Linked DNA regions of Homo sapiens: region 1 is linked to region 2. A link is a loop called in an ENCODE intact Hi-C map of the cell type or tissue named here. Cell type or tissue: K562. All regions are shown on one strand. Links, peaks and the distances in the headings refer to the core of each region. The heading gives the core; the rest is flanking DNA.

The links. Peaks named below come from ENCODE experiments on the same cell type or tissue, not always from the same donor. Only the 100,000 strongest peaks of a DNase experiment are listed, where the experiment ranks them.
Region 1: a loop joins it to region 2, with 3 times the contacts of the local background. A loop is called at or near these places in 2 of 110 quality-filtered maps.

The regions. Positions count from the first base shown.
Region 1 is chr10:32,371,454-32,382,611 of GRCh38, forward strand. It overlaps EPC1-AS1 (EPC1 antisense RNA 1), which reads left to right. Exons shown (of 2, transcript NR_104163.1): 2 at 2,850-3,035. It also overlaps a transcript of EPC1 not described here. Among named protein-coding and RNA genes, the nearest start is that of EPC1-AS1, 30 kb to the left of the region's middle. RefSeq lists enhancers at 6,911-7,411, 7,412-7,912 and a silencer at 8,287-8,388. In K562, for the core only: a CTCF peak has its summit at 6,304; DNase peaks (open chromatin) are centred at 6,088, 7,368, 8,048 and 8,318; H3K4me3 peaks cover 3,608 bases.
Region 2 is chr10:32,789,513-32,800,712 of GRCh38, forward strand. All of the region lies in intron 30 of CCDC7 (coiled-coil domain containing 7), which reads left to right. Among named protein-coding and RNA genes, the nearest start is that of SNORA86, 110 kb to the right of the region's middle. In K562, for the core only: CTCF peaks have their summits at 6,265 (motif pointing right) and 8,067; a DNase peak (open chromatin) is centred at 6,289.

The sequences.
Region 1 (11,158 bases), core at 1,351-9,350, 420 kb before region 2:
TTGATATTGAGCAAAACTAAACTCTACTTTTACCTACTTTAAAAAAATCACTTGTAAAGTATGCGTGCTATTTTAAAAAGGTAAAAATACACACATTAATGACTCGTTGGCAAATAAATTTTAAACGTGATATTAATGCTAAAGCATAAGGAGAATCCTCCATGGCCAGGCGCGGTGGCTCACCCCTGTAATCCCAGCACTTTGGGAGGCCGAGGCGGGTGGATCACCTGAGGTCAAGAGTTCGAGACCAGCCTGGCCAACATGGTGAAACCTCATCTCTACTAAAAATACACACACACAAAAATTAGCTGGGTGGGGTGGTGCAGTAGTCCCAGCTACTCGGGGAGGCTGAGGCAGGAGAATTGCTTGAAACCAGGAGGCGGAGTTTGCAGTGAGCCAAGATCGAGCCACTGCACTTCAGACTGGGCAGCAGAGGGAGACTCCATCTCAAAAAATAAAACAAAAAGATTCCTCCTTCAAGTCTTTGCTCAACTCTCACCTTTTCAATCAGCCTACCCTGAACATCCTATTTAATATTGAAATATGTATATATTAATTCCTTTTGCCAAAAATTAAATGACACCCTTTCAAAGTTTGCAATCCATATTTCAAAGCCAAAATACTTATCATGGCAGACAGCCTCTGATACTCTAGAGCAGTGTTCTCAAATGTTGCTGCCTGGACCAACAGCATCTCATCATCTGGGAACTAAGAAATGAAAATTCTCATGCCCCACCACAGGCCAGCTGAACCTGTAACTCTTGTGGTGGGGGCCTGGGAATCTGTGTTTCAATAAGCCCTCCAGGTGATTCTAGGGCACACCAAAGTTTGCAATCCACTGATCTAGAGTACAACAAAACCCCGCAAAATGTCCCACAGGTGAAAGCTTCCATATATGCCAAAGTTATAAAGACTGAAACATTTCAGTACATACCATTGGCCTTACATATTGCGAAATGGATGCCAATATTCCATCTGGACCTAATGTTATGAATCATGAATTTACCCCCTTCAATAAGGCCTCACTGAATCTCTAGGCTTTGATCTTCTTTTCCCTGTAAAAATTTGTCTGAAAGAATTTCATGAGATGTTCCTGAAGAGAGGAGGTAAAGTACAAGTACAAATGTATCAGAAGCAAATTCGACATACAAAATTTCATCTGTATATGACTGATAAATCAGAAGGCCGATTACTCATTCTAGGAAAACACTGTTAGATTTACAAAGTAATAAATTAACCAGAAGATTCAACAGCAATATCATAGAGCACATTTAAAAGATAAGTCAGGCCGGGCGCGGTGGCCCATGCCTGTAATCCCAGCACTTTGGCAGCCGAGGCGGGTGGATCACCTGAGATCAGGAGTTCGAGACTAGCCTGGCCAACATGGCAAAATCCCATCTCTACTAAAAATACAAAAAAAATTAGCTGGGTGTGGTGGCGGGCGCCTGTAATCCCAGCTACTTGGGAGGCTGAGGCAGGAGAATTGCTTGAACCCGGGAGGCGGAGGTTGCAATGAGCTGAGATTGTGCCATTGCACTTTAGCCTGGGTGACAAGAGCGAAACTCGGTTTAAATAAAATAGAATAAAATAAAAGTTAGAGAACACCAATTTTACAAATATCTCATGTGATAGTAAAGAAAAGGAGGTAAGTACACAGCCTCTGATTTCAGACTTCCCAAGTTCAAACTCTAGCTTTTTCATTTCTGTGTAACATGGGCCAAGTGTCTGGGGTATAAACCTCTCTATGCCTCAGTTTCCTTGGCTGCAAAATGGGTATAATGATTGCCCTATTTCCTAATTTTGTGTGAAGATTTAAGGAGATAGAGGTAGCATTTAGGCTGCAGGCTGGAACATAGTAAGCTCTAATCAAATGTTGTTTTTGTTATTTTTAAAATTAGCCCACAAGTGACATATCTGGCCACTGAGAAAACAGATACTAATGTTTTAATCACTCAAGAATGTTTATACAAAACAGTTCAAGTTTACATAAAGCAATTAAGTGCTAACCTTATTGAGCTCTAAATATTCAGCAGATGTTCACCCTTCTAAACATCTTGCCTAGTTAAACCAATCCTGGTAATTTCAGTCCCCTTGTCAGTGACTGGTTTAGGTATAAGCACGTCCTACAAACCTGGCCAATGAGCTCTAAGAAACACTGTGCTATGGGGCTTCTGAGAAAGGATTTCTTCCTTTACAACAAGATGAATAAGAGTAACTCTCCTCACTTTGGATATTTTAATATTAGGATATGATGCCTGGGTCTGCAGCAGCCACTTTGTGACTATGAGGAAAGACATTGCTGATGTTATGGCAACGTAAAAGGTTAAAGTATCTTAATAACATTGTTGAACCAAATCTAAAACTCACTATTGAACCAAACCTAGAACTCACTTGCCACCTGATTACATATTTAGTTGAAAAACTAATGTCCTTATTTTTTATGCCACTATCAGTAGGGTTCTATGTTAGTATGAAAGCAAACTAAATAATATAACACACCTAGCTACTATAGATTAATTGGCTGTATGACACAATAATCTGGTAACTTTATTCCTGAGATCATCTTAACCCACATAGAGATTCCTTAATAAATAGTTCCTTCTCCTCCAATTCATCTGTATAGAAATAACATCAGTCTTACTTTCCTGCTCCATACCTGATATGTTTAACTAATTAACCATTAGCTAAGTGTTGAATTATATTATTCTCATAAATTAAAATATGTTTTTATTTTTAAAATTTCTGTTATATATACCATTAGAAATTATTACAGAAGGTTCTAAAATAAAAATTTTAGTTCTAATATAATACTTCAATACTAATTTTATTTCCCTGCTTCATCTTCACAGTTTATATTTACCATGATGTTTATTTGATGACACCGTGAACAAAATGTGCAAAATGAGGCCCTACCATGTTTTAAAAAATGTTTTCATCAAATGGATCTCAGAGGGACATGCCCAAAACTCCTGCTACCAGAGTGATCCTCTCTTCATCTCTTTTCTCTAGCCAATAAATCAAAGTTTCATTTCTCATTTTGCAATAGGAATTTGTATTAGGCAACCATCTGTAGCATCTATTTGGGTTATATCTAAAGCTTAAGGGCTACATCCTCTCCCAACCCCAATATGTGAGTACTTGATGCCCGAATCATGGTCCTTCAATGGAAGAACACTTGTCAAATCCTATTTAAACAGATCTAAATTAAAAAAATATTTTTTTTCTAAAAATATTATTTGGCCTTCATTTGGGAATCTCACACATCTAAGACCTTAGATTTAAAGTATCTTTAGAACTCTAACCACATTGGAGTGTAGACTCCATTACAGCAGGAATCCTTGCCTCTTTTGCTTAATATTGCATCATAGCATCTTATCAGAATGATACATAATAGATGGGGGAAGATCTAGAATAAACAAACCCCCGAATAAAAATAGAAACAAATGTTGAACAAATCAATTATAAAATCTGCTTTTATCTTTTTCATAAAAATATTTATAAAATTATACATCTGCTTTACTTTCCCTTTAGATTCTCCATTTGATAATCATTTTGGAAAGATCAAAAACAAAGTCATAACACAAACACACATTTTGTGTATCATTTTCCTCTTGTTTTCTTTTGCAAAACCATGCTGAGGAGGACAGTGGTGTATCTGTATCGTCTTATGGAAAGTAGTAACACATCTAGCAAATAACAGAGGTAAATATGCATGAGAAGTGGGTAGAATTGGAAACAGACAATTTCAGGTCTATATTGTGCGTGATTTCACAGGATAGAATTTTATTTTATATTTTCTTCTTTTAAAAAAGTTCATTCCAAGGTAGATTAGATTAGCCCTGGCTAATATTTTTAGCATTTTATGTTTGGTCACCTTAACATCTCTAAATCTTTCTTCCCTTTGTTACCTTACCCTACCATTACCTATCATCTAATGAGTTTGGCTAACCTGAAACTTCCTCAGTCTTTAACAATACTAATGAATGCAAGTTAATAAATTAGGAAATTGTGTTGGTTCATTACATTGTCTTAATATAATTTTCAGTTTATTTGTTATTGATTGAGCTCCTTAATTTCAAGTTCATTTTTCTGAGGTTTATTGTTTCTAATTTGATTTACAGATTCTCCATGTCTTTGGCATTATTTCTTTCTGCTTTCTGCAACCTGTTTTTTGGTAATTTCACTACTCATTAGCCCCTCCCTCCATCAGAGGGATGGGCAGGATGAGAAAAATGATATGACAATATAGTAAATTTTGCTACTTGCTATTATCTGATAAAATGGTGTTCAAGAAAGAAATAAGTGTGTAACTGTTGACTAAAATGACATTTTGGGAATTTTTTAAAATAATTTTTTATTGTCCATGATCTAGCAACTGTTACCATGAAAGACTGAGTTAGTTCTCTATCTGCTAAATTTAATAAATAAAGGTTTTTAATCCAAAAATTTGTTATAATTCTAATCACAATCACACCAAGCTCATGAACTACATTTCTATAAAAATGTTATCAATTAAAAAAAATAATGTTCAAGGAATCAAGAGCTAAAATGAAGCTCAAGGTGGATTTTAAAATGGAGAATAATATAAAATAGTGAACTGTTTTTGCCTCATAGATTTCAACCTCCTTAAATACTTAGTGATGTAAGAGTCATATATAAAATGTTATCAGTCATATAAATATATATGAAGGATTTTTAAAAGTGAAGATTTAACTATAATAGTTACTTCATAATCAATGATGTAATAGTCAATGATGTAGGAGAACAAAGAGCATTGCATAGCTCCATATGGACTTCAGAGCATCAGTTTGTTTTTAAAAGGGGGCTACCTTATATACACATGTTTAGTTTTCAGAGATTAAATAAAATAAAAATTATCGCCATTCTGAATAGCAGACTATTTTAGCAATACATGTGTTGGAAAGTATATTTTATTTGGTAGATCAACTTCAGAGAACTAAACTCTCCAGCATAACCAGAGGGTTAGATAATATATTTACACCTGCAGTATTTCATTCTATAAATAATCTATAATGTCAAAAACTAGCCTTGATGGGGCATTTACATTTTATGAATAGCTAAAATGTTACAGTGAACATTTTCACATTTTTATGGCATAGTATAAACAAAATATGGGCTAATACATAATTATTTTTGAAGTTCAAGGAAAGGGATATATAGATAGAGTATAGAGACACAAAAATCAGAAATACTATTTTTAGCCATTTTCACACATCCTTTTACTTCAACCTGTTAAATGATTAAAAAGTGAAATGAGCATTTACGTATTTCAAAGTGGGTAAACACGCTAAATAATAATTCTTGAAATGTTCACTCTTTCAAAAAATAATCTCTTCAATCTTATGGAAAAGTGGTCTAGTGTACTATTTCAGTTGTTTTTATTTTATGTGACCAAAAAAAATACGCTTTAGGGTTCAATTACTGATTCGTCCCACTTTCTTTTTGAACTAAGGGCACACTTACTATCTCCATAAACAGCTAAAATGTTTACAGAGACCAGTAAAACCTATGTCAGATCGTAACACATTTTTGTTCTTGGGAGGCTTTGGGCCTAAATCCCACATTCTCTAATCAGATAACTCAATAAGAACAAAGATGGAAAAGATATAATCCTGCATTTAGATATGTGAACATCAAAATTTTTAAAGCCAAAAGCAATTGTGCACATATTCTTAAAAAATTATCTTATTCCAAAATATTTGTTATTTTTAAAACAAGACTATCTGTAATTCAGTTGAAGTATCATTTCAAAATGAAACAAACAATAATGTGGGAATTATTATATGACTACTTATTAGAAAAACCTCAGGAGAAACTTAGAATAGTTATTTAAGAAATCCCTAGGTTCAAAATGAAATTCAACTTTTACAATGTTGAAGGAACTAAAACTCAGACATTTGGTTAAATTGAAAATACACTAACACATATAATTTTGTAATATAAGGAAAATGCAAAATGTTACTAAAAGGATAAATCGACAGCTTATTACTGAATAATTCTGATATAGAGATGATAAATCAGATCAGATAAAACAACTGCAAACTGCATGCCTGTCCCTGATGTTCCCTCGGCTGGTTGTGACGACATGTCTGCTCTCACCATAGTTCACAGTTCACAGAAAACATTTAAATAACACAACTGAATACTTCCACTGACTAAAATGAACTTTCTTTAAGAAAATAAAGGGAGAAGAGAATAGATCAAATCTTGCCCCACCTCTTTTTTTTTCTTCCTTTTTTCTTTTAGTGAAACTGACATAAATTGTTGAGGAGCACTACAGCGCCACCAACACAGATCAATGCAAAACAAAAAAGATCTCCCACCGTGTGCAAAAAGAAAAAAAATTAGAAAAATGCCAAAAATTACAAAATGTCTCCCAAATGTACCGTATAGGAGAAAAACAAGATAGACCTGCAAAGATTATCTAATGAAGAGCTTCAAAGAAATAATATCATAGACTACAAGTTGAGATCTGATCAGCAAATAAAAGATCCACTATTTAGTAACAGCCATAACTTAATATAAACCCGGTTATGTCAACCTCCACCTTCATTATACCAAGGGCAGCTTTTCTGTAGTTTGTATCCAAGTAATCTATCAAGAGAACCACAATAGGTCCATTTAAAAAAAAACTATATCCATAGTTTGCCTGCTGATAATTGAGTCCTGGACAAATTAGGTAAGACATAATTTTTATAAAGAGGATATGCACATATTTGGCATTGCCAACATTACTGGCACAAAACAAGTCCATCTTGAAATATCTGAGTTCCTCTGTAGTTCACAGTAATTAAAGTATAATTTATATTATAAACATTTAGCTTTAACAATGAAAAAAAAAACTATTTTTTTTTCTTTTGGTAAAAATTAACCAGGCAAGATTAGGTAGAACGTGCAGAGATCAAAGCTAAAGAAAAATACAAAGATTGGTTTTGTTAGAAGAAACACAATGAAAATCCTTTTTAGCCGGTGGCTCTTTCAAAGACTGACATAAATGGTGAAAATTACAAACTTACCATTAGTGCAGGCAAAGAAGACGGCAGTTCTTGAAAAAAAATTGTAACAATATAGGCTGGATACTTGTGTCCCTAGAAACAACAGCCTCCAGGCAGCATATGGATCTTCCAACATCTTTAAAATGTTTGGTAAATAAAAAGTAATACTTTCTTCCATGATCGGTGGCCGAATGGGGTGGCTTCCCCCAGGATCTGTGGGCTTTTGGGGGAAATCGGAGAAATATCCACAGAAGATTAAAAGCAGAGGAGGCAGCACAGCCAGAAGACTCTGGGGTTAACAACTTTGCGATGGCAAGCAGGCGAGCGCTGATTGGCTGGGAGGGCAGTGTCCCTACAGTCTGCACTATCCCCCGCTGCCCCCGCCTCCTGCAGCTCGGAAAAAAATGCAGTGTGTGTGCCATTTTACACTGGGCTTTTAAAAGCACAGCCACCAAAATGACAAAAGTCTAAGCTCGCTATGAAGTGACACTGCAAGACAATAGCACCCACGGCTGCCTGTGAGCTCGGGGGAATGCCCCTTTTAACATCTGAAGGAACACTCTGGCTTCTTGGATGTGGGGTTTTTTTGTTTGTTTTTTGTTTTTGTTTTTTTTTTTTTAAAACAGCATTATCATGTTTTTCTTGAGCAGATTGTTGATCCTTTTCAACCACTCGATAGATCCTCTGCATGCAAACCTGGCCATGTAAAAACGATGTCCATCAAAATATTTTTTCGATTTGATCTCATGAAGGTACCTAGAGAAGCCAGTCATCCTGGAACAAAATTCATGACTCCTTTAGCTCCGAGATCTTTAATTCCTTGGGAAAAAAAATATAATTTCTTACTCACAGTAACTACGATGTGTGCAAAAAGTAAAATAAAATAATGAATTTAGCGGTTAAATGAAAACAATAGGCATATTCCCTCCCCCTCCCCCGCCCCCCTTAAAAACTGTTTCAAAAACCTTTACTGGCTGACAGAATTCTACCACTCTGCCTTACAAACAAAATGGCTGTGGTACTGAGTTTTTTAGGATCCTCCCACTGTGCCTCCTCCTGGCCTCCAGGAAGTGATAAAAATCCAAAATAAATACAGTACTGAAAGTACACCATTGAGTCTGAATTCGGGGGAAACCTTTGGTAAGAGGGTCTTAGAAATGTGCTGGTCATTATTAGTTTTTTAAAATTGTTTTGAAAAGAACATCAATCACTAGAGATTTACTTGACTGTAATTCGAACTTCCTGCTTTACATATTTATAAGGTCTTTCACCTATCTTGGCAGGCTTTCAAATTAAGTGGGCTGGGAAATTTGATGCTCGGTCTCTAGTTGTGAGCTGAGTCAGGTATTTGGTGGTTGCAACTGGGCTTTTAAATAAAGACAAAATCTAAGACTTTAAAAAAATGAACGTTAAACAGACGCAAGACTATGTTTGCTAATGTAAAGTCAGAAAAGTCGACAAAGATCGTAATGTGTCAAATACTGCATACATGTGTCAACATATTCAGTAAAAATTCTTTGCCCACTAAATTTTCTAACAAGCCAAGAAGAGAACAGGGTTTAAAGGAACTGGATTAAGAAAGGGGTGGGGAATTATCTACATTCTTCACAACCTCTTCCCCTCCCCACACACACCACACACATACACACACATGCACATATACACACACATACACATACATATACACACACACACGCACACACGCACACACACACACACACGTTGGTCTGGTATCCCTGCCTGGCACTTAATAGGTAACATTCTTAGAAAGATATAGCTAGGGTGACTATGAATTTATCATCTAACACAGGATACTTTGAGAGTGAAAAGGGCTAATTATAGGACAGCTGGAATAAACAGAGCCTGTCCATGATAAGCCAGGAGGTAGAACTCACTGTGTTTTTAGTGAGACCTCCTTGAACTTTCACTAGACAGGTTGCCTACCGCCATGGGGCCTGGGCCAATTTAGATAGCATTTGAGCTAGACCCCTCTCTGGGCCGCGTCTCCTGCGTTTGTTCTACTGCCAAGTGAAGTAGACAATCTGAGTGGACTTGGGGTCAGATATATTTAATGAACAGCCATGGTAAAGAAAATACCTAGATATGCACATCCATATGTGTATATACCTTCATATACTTTATTATCTGTAGATTAGGATGTTCTGTGCACTTCGTAAGATACACATACTTCTGATTACATGCTTTCCTATGGGATAATTTTCTTTGGAGTTTTTGAGACCATATTCATGATATACACAATTTGAGGGATTTTTGGTTTTTGTTTTGGGAAAGATAATATGTAGAATGAAATGTTTTGGTGGAGATTATCACAGAAATACATAAGATAAATAATTCTTTTGCTGTTTATTCAAACAGTTCTTAAGAACTTAGAATGTGCCAGGTATGATGCTTGGTGCTATATATATATTAGTGAACAAGTAGATAGTTTATTTCCTCCTTCATGGAGTTCATAATCTAGTGGAGAGACAGATAAATAGCAGGTGAACAAATACAGTTGATCCTTGAAGTATGTGGGGGTTAGGGGTGCCAATCCCCCATGCTGTCAAATATTCTGTGTAACTTTTAACTCTCCCAAAACTGAACTACTAATAACCTACTATTGACCTTACCAATAACATAAACAGTCAATTAACACACATTTTGTGTGTTGTATGTATTCTATATTGAATTTGTACAATAAAGTAAACTAGAGAAAAGAAAATGTTATTAAGAAAGTATAAGGAAGAGAAAATATACTTACTATTCATTAAGCAGAAGTGGATCATCATAAAGGTCTTTATTCCTCATTGTCCTCACATTGAGTATCTGAGGAGGAGAAAGAAGAGGAGGGTTTGGTCTTCCTGTCTCAGGAGTGGCAGGGGCGGCAGAGGTGGAGGAGGTGGAAGGGGAAGCAGGAGAGGCAGGAATACTCTGTGTAACTTTTACTGAAACAAAATCTGTGTATAAGTGGACCTGTACAGCTCAAACCTGTGTTGTTCAAGGGTCAAGTGTATATTATTGCACATTATTCTAAGTGCTATTAAAAAACCAAACAGGGCTGGGCGCAGTGGCTCACGCCTATAATCCCAGCACTTTGGGAGGCCGAGGTGGGTGGATCACTTGAGGTCAGGAGTTTGAGACCAGTCTGGCCAACATGGTGAAACCCTGTCTCTACTAAAAATACAAAAATTAGCTGGGCATGGTGGTAGGTGCCTGTAATCCCAGCTACTCAGGAGGTGAGGCAGGAGAATCACCTGAACCCAGGAAGTGGAAGTTCCAGTAAGCCAAGAGCATACCACTTCACTCCAGCCTGGGCGACAGAGTGAGACTCCGTCTCAAAAAACAAACAGTACAGTGTTAGAGAATAACAGGGAGGGAAATAAATAAACAAGGTGGTAAGGAAGTTGTCTCTAGAGGAGTGGGGCTTAACCTAGGCTTGAAGGATGACAAGGAGACACATTTGAAAAATATCGGAGAAGTCACAGTCTAGGAAGAGGCTACAGCATGTGCGAAGGCCCTGAGGCAGAATGAAGCTTGGCACATTCTAGGAAGGGAAATGAGGCCAGTGTGGTTTCAGCACATCAAGAAGTGCATCAGATGAAATCAGAAATGTAGACTGGAGAGAGATCCTGCAGAGGTTTGTAGGCCACAGAAAGGAATTCCGTGTTTAAGACAGAGAACGTTGAACTTCCAGATTTTAGAGGTTTTGATAATGATAAGGTCCAGAGAAGGTAGAGGGGAAAAAAAACCCCTCAATGCTAATTTTGAATTTACATAGCTACATTACAGGGTTTTGGTATTATATTTTTAAAAATCCATATTTCACTCACATAGTTACAGCCATTGATTATGACTCAGTTCATAAATAAATATGAATAAGACACAAATATCTGAGATCATTCATAGTACAAACAAAATGAAAAGGAGGAATTCAGGCAACAATTTGCCTCAGTTTTCTCTAATGGTGCTGATTTTGATATTTTTGATTAAAAAAATACTACATTTTATATCAGTTGAACAGTGCTCACCTTTTTTTTTTTTTTTTTTTTTTTTAAAACAAATGAGGCCAGGAGCAGTGGCTCACACCTGTAATCCCAGCACTTTGGGAGGCTGAGGTGGGCGGATCACCTGAGGTCAGGATT
Region 2 (11,200 bases), core at 1,460-9,459:
CACAGATCATTTGAAATTACCCAGAGAAAAAAAGAAAATAAAAAAGTAAAAAAAAAAAAAACCCTACAAGAATTATGGGACACTGCTATAGTTTGAATATGTCCACCCAAAAGCATGCATTGGAAACTTAATTCCCAATGCAGCAGTGTTCAGAGGTGGAGCCTTAATGTGTGGTGATTAGGCCATGAAGGCAGAGTGAATAGATTAATGCTATTATCACAGAGGAGTAGGTTTGTTATCTTAGGAGTGGGTTTATTATAAAAGGGGAAATTTGATTCCATCTGTCTTTCTTTTGCCCCCTTTGTGCTTCCAAAATACACTGGTGGGACAAGAATAGAATAGGCATTGCCATCCCAAAGTGACAAAATAGGTAAGATAAAAGGAGATAACTGGCTCCAAGTAAGTCCAAAATACAACAAGGAAAGCAACGTTAAATCTTAAAACTAGAGAATACATTTTTTTGACTTCATGTTCCACCCTCTGAGCACACTTGGGTGGGGGTTGGGCCCTCAAAGTCTCAGGCAGCCCCATCTCTATGCCTTTGCTGGCCTCAGCCCAGACAGCAACCCTCATGGGTTGGAGTCTTGTGCCTGCAGCTTTCCCAGACTGGCATTACACCTTAGTGGTCTACAGTTTTGAAATCTCATGGCCAGCCCCACTCCCAAGGCTCCACTATGCCTAGTGGTAACTCTGACTCCACGGCCCGCTCAGCATTGTTCTATTGGGGGCTGTCTGTGGTGGCTCAGCCCCTGTGACATGTTTCTGTCCGGGACCCCAGACTGTCCATGACATTCTCTGAAATCTAGGTGGAGGAAGACATGCCCCCACACTCTTGCATTCTGCATGCCTGCGGAACTAACACCACATAAACACCACCAAGGCCGACTGCTTGTGTCCTCTGGAGTGCTAGCCCAGACTGCACCTGGGGCCATTGGCACCACAGCTGGAGCAGCCAAGGAGCACCTTGCCATTCCTGGGTCCTGGCTGCTGTACTCAGCCTTGCAGAACATGGGCTTTATTGTGTTCCGCCCTTCCAGGGTCCAGAGTCACTACTCTGGGTTACCTCCTCTCTCAATGCCCAAGTTGCCACTGTGGTCTGTTGGCTCTAGAACTCAAATTGCAGCTGTGCCCTTCTCCCTAGGGCCTGAGCCTTTGGAATGCATTTTTTCTCCACAGCTGTGTCAGTGCTTCATTCTGATTCACAGGGTCAGAGTTGCAGCCATATTCCTGTCCCTGAGCCAAGCTACTGAAGAGTGCCTCAGAGTCAGAGTCCTCAGTTTTGTGGAAGATTTGCATCCACCTGTGCCTCAGAGAGTAAACCTGATCCCACATACTGGATACTTCAGTAGTTTTGCAAGACACTAAGCACAGGACCCCAATTTTACAGCCACTTCAATCCTGTGCCCTGGAACATAGTGCTGCTGATGCTGCCTGCAAGTCATATCAGACCCAACACCAAGAGGGATTTCTCAGCTAAGTTTCATTACTATGGGAAAAATGAGAGCAGGAGGTACTCCTGAAGCCTTTGTCACTGAGAACCCTAACAGCTACACAGCTACTATCACTGCCACAAATTTCTGCTGCCTAGGCCACTGAGGCACCCACAGTCATCATTGACATGGATCGCAGGTAAGGAAGCTGCACAGAGATCACACCACTGTGCTTACCTGGAACCGCAGCCACCACAACCTACCCAAAACACTACCCTCTGGTCCATCTGCAAGTGAGTCTTTTTCAAAAAAAAAAGCCACTCTATAAGTTTGGAAAGGAGACTGCTCTAACAGTGTGCAGACCTCAACACAGGTACATAAGAATCATAAAAAAGCAAGGAAAGACACCACCACTAAAGGAACACAGTAACTGACACCAAAGAAACAGAAATTTCCTGAAAAGGAATTCAAAATAATGATTTTAAGGTAACTCACTAAGATATAAGAAAATACAAATAGACAGTTCACTGAGATCAAGAAAATAATTCATCATCTGAATGATAAAGTCAATAAAGCCAAAGATATTATTTTAAAAAGGAGATAAACAGAAATCTTGGAGTTGAACTCAGTGAATGAAATAAAAACTGCAATTGAGAGCTTTGACAGCAGACTAGATCAAGCAGAAGAAAAAAAATCTGTGACCTTTCAGATAGGTCTTTTGAAATGACTCTATCAGAGAAGAAAAAAAGAATGAAAAAGAATGAAGAACACTAAAGGACTTATGAGACATCATTAGGTTAGCAAACATTGACATTACAGGTATTAAAGAAGGAAACAGTGGAGAAAGGGATGGAAAGCTTATTCAGTGAATTAAATGATGAAAATTATTTCAAGTCTGAAGGGAGACATGGATGTCTAGATCCATGAAGCTCAAAGTTCTCAAACAGATTCAGTCCAAAAAAGTCATTTTCAAGGCACATTATAATCAAACTGTCAAAGTCAAAAGAATTTTTAAAACAGCAGGAGAAAAGCATCAAGTGACATCGAGGACATTTCCATCAGATTTCTTTGTAGAAATCTTGCGGGCCAGCAGAGAATTGAATGATATGTTCAAAGTGCTAAAAGAAAAAAAAAATTAGTCAAGAATACTATACCCATCAAAGATGTTCTGAGAAATAAAGGAAAAATAATCTTTTTACAAACAAAACGTGAGGGAATTTATTACCACTATATTTGTCTTACAAGAAATGCTCAAGGGATTTCTTCAAGTGGAAATAAAAGGACAATAAATACTATCATGAATACATATGGAAGTATAAACTCATCATGGGTAGAGATAAACAAAAAAATCCAGAATACTGTAATGGTGGTATGTAGATCATATATATCTCTAGAATAAAGGTTAAAAGTCAAAATTGTCAGAAATAACTAAAGCTACAATAAGTTACATAATTCAAAAAGATGTAAATTGTGACATCAAAATCATAAATGGGGGAAGATACAAATCTACAGTTTAGATATGCGACAAAAATAAAGTTGTTATCAGCTTAAATTACTTGCTTAAAACCTAGATGTTGGCTGGGCATGGTGGCTCATGCCTGTAATCCTAGCACTTTGGGAGGCTGAGGTGGGCAGATCACCTGAGGTCAGGAGTTCAAGACCACCCTGGCCAACATGGTGAAACCCCATCTCTACTAAAAATACAAAAATTCGCTGTGTGTGGTGGCATACGCTTGTAACTCAGCTGCTCGGGAGGCTGAGGCAGGAGAATCACTTGAACCCAGGAGGCAGAGGTGGCAGTGAGCCGAGATCACGCCATTGCACTCCAGCCTGGGTGATGGAGCAAGACTCTGTCTCACCTAGATGTTTTATGTAAGCCACAGGGTAATTATAGCAGATTTACAAACAATAAAGAGAAAAGAATCAAAGCTTAGAACTACAAAAAATATTAAATCACAAAGGTAGGCAGCAAAAGAGAAGGAAAAGGGCAAAAGATCTACAAAATAACCAGGAAACAAATAACAAAATGATAATAGTAAGTTCTTACCTATAAATAACCTTGAATGTAAATGGAATAAATTCTTCAATCCAGGACATAGATTGGCTGAGTAGATTTTTAAAAATACACCTTCTTCTTATTAGGGTGTATTAATCTTGAATACTTTCACTTAGGTGAAATTTGGTGTTAGTCATGCAATTCAGGGAAGACTTTAGAATACAAAGGATTTACTGACATGATTCTTTACTACTTTTATGTCTGGTAGTAGATTACATATGTCCATTGGAAGATTACATAATCAAGGCTGAACAACTAAAAGGTTATTCCCTTCAAGAATAAAATTTTGAGCCATCTTAACTAGGGAAGACCCTTAGGTAGCCAAGCAGTTGGCTGTGGGAAAGGGAGGACATGGAATTATTGGTGGAAAGAAGTGAAAAATATAAATTGAAGCCTTGTAATGGATTATAAATCCATTACTGTAGTACCTGTACATATTTTAATGTATATATTAGTCATGTTTTTTTCTCCCTTTCTGTCTCTTAGTCTTATGTGTTTTGATATTAGCTTTACAATTTACTTATAAATCAAAAAACATCTGAATGAGATCAGAAAGACAGAATAACCTTTATTAGTACCACTTTTGCTGTATCCCATACATTTGGTATGTTGCATTCCCATTTTCATTTGTTTCAAGAAATTTTACATTTCCTTAATTTCTTTATTCATACATTTGTTATTCAAGAAAATGTTGTTTAATTTCCATGTGTTAATACAATTTCCAAGGTTTGTCATATTATTGATTGTAGTGCATTTATTACATTGTGCTTCAAAAAATGCTTGGTAGAATTTCTTTATTTTTGAATTTATCGAGACTGTTTTGTGGTATAACTATGATCTATTCTGGAGAATATTCCATGTGCTGACAAAAACTGAGTATTCTACAGCAGTTGTGTGAAATAGTTTCTAAATGTCAGTTAGGCCTGTTTGGTCTAGTATGTAGTTTAACTTCAAAGTTTCCTGTTTTTCTACTTTTATATTAGGTTCAGGGTATATGTGGAGGTTTGTTACATGGGTAAATTGCATATTGCTAAGGCTTGGTGTATGAAAGATCTCATCACCAAGGTGGTGAGCATAGTACTCCATAGGTAGCCTTCCCACCCATGTCCCTCTCCCACTCTCCTCCACATCAGGCAGTCCCCAGTATCTATTGTTCCCATCCTTGTGTCCACATTGCAGTATTTGGTTTTCTGTCCCTGCATTGTCTTAGGATAGTGGCCTCTAGTTGCATCTATGTTGCTGCAAAGGACATGATTTTATTCTTTTTTATAGTTGCATCATTTCCGTGGTGTATTGTACCATATTTTCTTTATCCAGTCCACAGTTGATGACAATCATGGTTGATTCCATGTCTTTGCTATTGTGAATAGTGCAGTAATGAACTTTTGAGTGCATGTGTCTTTTTGGTAGAATGATTTATTTTCCTTTGTGTATATAACCAACAGTGGCATTGTTAGGACAAATGGTAGTTCTATTTTGAGTTCTCTGGGAAATTTCCACACTGCTTTCCACAGTGGCTGAACTAAGTTACATTCCCACCAGCATTATTATAGAAGTGTTTCCTTTTATTTTTCAACATTGCCAGCATCTGTTGTTTTTTTGACTTCTTAAAAGTAGCTGTTCTGACTAGTGTGATATGTTATCTCATGGCTTTGATTTGTATCTCTCTAATATTAGTGATAATGAGCAATTTTTCATATATATTTTCATATATTTGTTGGTGCATGTATGTCTTCTTTTGATACATGTCCTTTGCCCATATTTTAATGGGGTTATTTGCTTTTGCTTGCTGATTTATGTTCCTTATAGATTATGGATATTAGACTTTTGTCAAATGCATAGTGAGGGTGAACAGATCAGACTTTCCCCAGTTCCATAGGAAAGTCAGCCCTGTTCTCTCTAGGTATGGCAGCCTACTCAGGCTAGAGACGTCCCTTCCTTAGGAGCTGTTCAGGGTCTGGAAAGCATCCTAGTGCTTGGCAACCCCATGTAGGGTTCCCAGATTTCTCCCCATTTAGTCTTGGCATCTGGATCAATCAATATTGAATAGATTCAATATTTCAGTTGAATCTATTTGGTTTTCTCTGACTTTCCTATACCTGAATATTTATATCTTTCTCAGGGTTTGGAAAGTTTTCTGTTATTCTTAAAAATAAACTTTGCATTCCTTTTTCTTGCTCAGTTTCCTCTTGAACAGTAATAATTCTTAGATTTGGTCTTTTGAGGTTTTTAAATATTTTGTAGGCAATCTTCGTTCCATGTCATTCTTTGTTCTTCCCCCCTTCACTCTGTATTTTCAATTAGGTTTTCTTCAGGCTCACTGGTTTTTCCTCTGCTTGATCTATTCTGCTGTTGAGAGCCTCTAAAAATTTTTCAGTTAAGCAAATGTATTTCTCAGCGCCAAGATTTGTTTGATTTTTAAAATTATTTCAATCTCTGTTAAATTTCTGTGATAGATTTCTGAATTGCTTTTATTTGTAATCTTGTAGACTACTGAGTTTCCTTAAAACTTCTATTTTGAATTTTTGGTCGGAAAACTCTCATCATCTCATTAGCATCAGTCATTGTTTTTTTGCTTTTCCAATTGAAGAAGTCATGGTTCCTTGTTTGCTGTTATTTATTGGGGATGTATTCCTGTATCTTTGCATTTAAGGATTAATTATTTATTTGTCTTCTTTGTCTGGCTTGTTTTGGGTTTTATTAGATACATTTGCTTAGAGATTCTTTGCAATTTCCATATTAAATTTTTTTCACTGCCTTATTTTTGGCACTAGGTGGAGCCTTAAACCCAGGTTTCCCTTGGCCTTAGTAAACAAAGCAATGCCCTTCTCAAAGTGGGGGTTCCCAAAGGTGTGGGAAGGGTAGCTGGAAGTTTGTGCCCAGAGGACCTGTGGAATATACCTCCTACACAATAGTGCTTCTTATATGTTATTAAATTTTCTCTTGCTGCGTTTGGATCCTATATTTGTTTTGGGCCTTTGAGAGCCACTCTTAGTAGCCACTGATTTGACATCCCCTTTGGCCAAGTTACAGAGCAGTTTTGAGGGCTAAGGATGATAGGCTTACTTCTCCCTCTGTCTCCTCTGTCCTCAGGGATATTTCTCACTTCAGGCTCTCTTATTCTTCCCAGGGATTGAGGCAGGGACAAGTCGCTGTCTGCTTTGAGTTTTTGTTGCTTCTCTGTGGTCCTAAAAATTGTCTCATTCTCATAATGGGTTCTTGGATATTGCTGGTCATAATATTGATGCTGTATATTTCTTTATGGCTTTCTGTGGGGGAAAGGGAGTAAAGCCAGATTGCTTCTATGCCAACATTTTAAAATCAGAAGCTTTCAATACTCAATTATTGTTTAGTAATCTCCCACCAACTGTCTTAAGTCTGTGGGTTCTCATTTGCTCACAGATAATTCTGCTACAAACCTCACATCTGCCTGCATTTCTGGCTGCAACTATGTGCAAAGGATAATGGCATATCTTCTATCTCCCAAATATAGTATGGATATCTTTTTTTGGTAAATTCTATCTTAGAAAAATACAGAGAAATGGATTTAGCAATGTAGTTTCCTAAACTTTCTGTGCAGAGAATAGATCTTAGAAACATGGAGCAATGATACTTATTTGCCATGCCCAAAATGCTTCTTTCAGTTTCTCAAATGTTTTATATTTCACTCCATCAGAGGACCTTTGCACTTGCTTTTCACACTTTATGAGATATCTATTTCCCAGAATTCAGTATTTGGAATTCCTGAAGAAGAATAAATAAAATGTACAATATATTATAAGGCATAATTGAAGAATTAATTTTACAATAATGGATGACCCAAATTTATAAGTCGAAAAGACATCCCAGGACAAATTGGGAATTAATAACATATAAAAATAACCTGGTGAAATTTACTGGCCTTTTAAAATTATTTTAAATATACAGAATTCTAGGGGCATCAGACTTTACCCTCTCCTCCAAAAATTCCACACAAAATTTAAAAGACAATCTACTTAAGACGGGGGAAGAAACAAGGTGACCTCAGAATTGTTCTAAGAAGTCATTATATGAAAAGATACTTGCACACGCATGTTTATAAGCAGCATAATTCACAATTGCAAAAATGTGGAACCAACCTAAATGCCCATCAATCAACGAGTGGATAAACTGTGGTATGTGTATGTATATATGTGTGTGTGTGTATATATATACGTATATATATACACACATATACACACACACATATATATGTGTATATATATGCGTATATATATGTGTGTATATATATGCGTATATATATACATATGTGTATATATACATATATAATATATATCATGGAATACTACTCAGCCACAAAAAGGAATGAATTGATGGCATTATCAGTGACATGGGTGACATTGGAGTCTATTATTCTAAGTGAAGTAACTCAGGAATGGAAAACCAAGCATTGTATGTTCTCACTCATAAGTGGGAGCTAAGCTACGAGGATGCAAAGGCATAAGAATGACACAATGGACTTTGGGGACTCAAAAGCAAAGGGTAGGGAGGGAGTAAGGGATAAAAGGCTACAAATTGGGTGCAGTGTATACTGCTCGTCTGATGGGCGCACCAAAATCTCACAAATCACCACTAAAGAACTTATATAACCAACACCACCTGTTCCCCAATGATTATGGAAATAAAAACATAGTTTAAAAAATAAATAAAAAATAAAACAAAAGGGAAAAAATTTGCTAGTGGGTCATTAGGGGTGATGGTGAGTGGTGCCACTTCCACCCCTTGATTACTGGACCCATGAATCCTGGCTATGGGGGAACGAGTACCACAAACTGGGTGTTGATTCAGAGCATATACAGCCTTCTGGAGAACTTTGCCCCAGCCCTGTAAAGTATTGCCACCTAATTGGCATTGTAATTGTGACTTCAAAAGGCCATTCCACCTTTCTATCAATCCAGCTGCTTCAGGATGATAGGGAACATGGTAAGACCAGTGAATTCCATGAGCATGAGTCTACTGCTGCACTTCTTTATCTATAAAGTGAATACCTTGGTCAGAGGCAATACTACGTGGAATACCATGATGGTGGATAAAGCATTCCATGAGTCCATGGATAGTAGTTTTGGCAGAATCATTGTATGCATCATAGGCAAACGCATAACTGGAGTACGTGTCTATTCTGGTGAGGACAAACCTCTGCCCTTTCCATGATAACAGAGGTCCAATATAATCAACCTGCCACCAAGTAGCTGGCTGATCACCCCGAGGAATGGTGCCATATAGAGGGCTCAGTGTTGGTCTTTGCTGCTGGCAAATTGGACACACAGCAGTGGCCGTAGCCAGATCAGCCTTGGTGAGTGGAAGTCCACATTGCTGAGCCCATGCGTAACCTCCATCCCTGCCACCATGGCCACTTTGTTCATGGGCCCATTGGGCAATGACAGGCGTGGCTGAGGAAAGAGGCTGAGTGGTGTCCACAGAACGGGTCATCCTCTCCACTTGATTATTAAAGTCCTCCTCTGCTGAGGTCACCCGTTGGTGAGCACTCACTTGGGATACAAATATCTTCACAGTTTTTGACCATTCAGAGAGGTCCATCCACATACCTCTTCCCCAAATGTCTTTGTCACCAATTTTTCACTCATGCTTCTTCCAAGACCCTGACCATCCAGGCAAACTATTGGCTACAGCCCATGAATCAGCATATAATTGCACATCTGGCCATTTCTCCTTCCATGCAGAGTGCACAACCAGGTGCACTGCTCAAAGTTCTGCCCACTGGGAAAATTTCTCTTCACTGCTGTCCTTCAGGGATGTCCTAGAAAGGGGCTGTAGTGCTGTAGCTGTCCACTGTTGGGTGGTGCCTGTGTATCATGCAGAATCATCTGTGAACCAGACCCTACTATTCTCTTCCTCTGTCCACTGATCATAGGGAACTCCCCATGGGGCCACTGGTGCAGGCTAGGGGAGAGAAGGCAGGGTGGCAGGAGTGGGGACCATGGGCATTTGAGCCACTTCCTCATGTAACTTACTTGTGCCTTTAGGAGCTGCTCGAGCCCGATCATGTATATACCACTTCCATTTGATGATGGAATGCTGCTGCGTATCACCTACTTTATGGCTAGATGGGTCAGAAAGCACCCAGTTCATGATAAGCAGTTCAGGTTGCATTGTGACTTGATGACCCATAGTCAAATGTTTAGTTTCTACCAAAGCCCAGTAACAGGCCAAGAGCTGACTCTCAAAAGGAGAATGATTATCTGCAGAAGACGGCAGGGCCTTGCTCCAAAATCCGAGAGGGCTCCACTGTGATTCACCTATGGGGGCCTGCCAATGTCTCCAAACAGCATCCCTATCTGCCACTGACACTTCACGCACCATTGGGTATGCTGGGTCATATGACCCAAATGGCAGAGCAGCTTGCATAGCACCCTGGACTTATTGCAGAGCCTTCTCCTGTTCTGGACCCCACTAAAAATTGGCAGCCTTTTGGGTCCCTGGATAAATGGGCCAAAATAACACACCAAAATGAGGAATGTGTTGCCTCCAAAATCCAAATAGGCCCACTAGGTGTTGTGACTCCTTCTTGGTTGTAGGAGGGGCCAAATGCAGCAACTTATCCTTCACCTTTCTAAGGTGATATTCTAAGGAATATCTTGACAGGCCCCACACCACTGGATCCCTAGAAATTTTACTGAGGTAAAAGGTCCCTGAATTTTAGTTGGATTTATTTCCCATCCTCTGGCATGCAAATGTCTCACCAATAAGTCCAGTGTGTTTGCTACTTCTCACTCTCTGGATCCAATCAGCATAATGTCATCAATATAATGGACCAGTGTGATATCTTGTGGAAGGGAAAAGCAAACAAGATCTCTCCAAACAAGATTATGACACAAAGCTGGAGAGTTGATATATCCCTGAGGTAGTACAGTAAAGGTATGTTGCTGGCCTTGCCCACTGAAGGCAAATTGCTTCTGGTGGGCCTTATGGACAGGAATGGAGCAAAAGGCATTTGCCAAGTCAGTGGCCACATACCAGGTATCAGGAGATGTGTTAATTTGCTCAAGCAATGAAACTACATCTGATACAGCAGCTGCAGTTGGAGTAAACCCTTTGTTAAGCTTACGATAATCCACTATCATTCTCCAAGATCCACCTGTCTTCTACACAGGCCAAATGGGAGAGTTGAACAGGGATGTGGTGGGAATCACCACCCCTGCATCTTTCAAGACCTTGATGGTGGCAGTAATCTCTGCAATTTTTGTAAGGATGCGATATTATTTTGATGTATGATATTTCTAGGTAGAGGCAGTTCTAATGGCTTCCATTTGGCCTTTCCCACCATAACAGCCCTCACTTTACCAGTCAGGGAGCCAATGTGGAGGTTCTGCCAGCTACTAAGTATGTCTGTCCCAATTATGCATTCTGGCACTGGGGAAATGACCACAGGGTGAGTCCAAGGACCCACTGGAGCCACTCTATGTTGGATCTGAGCTAAAACTCCATTAATTACCTGACCTCCATAAGCCCCTACCTTAACTGGAGGATCACAATAACATTTTTGAGTCCCCCGGAATCAATGTCAGCTCAGAGCCAGTGACCAGTAGTCCCTGAAAGGTCTGATTATTTCCCTTTCCCCTATGCACAGTTACCCTAGTAAAAGGCTGGAGGTCTCTTTGGGGAAAGATGGAAGAAAGATTAACAGCATAAACTGTTGGTAGTGTAGTGGGATCCT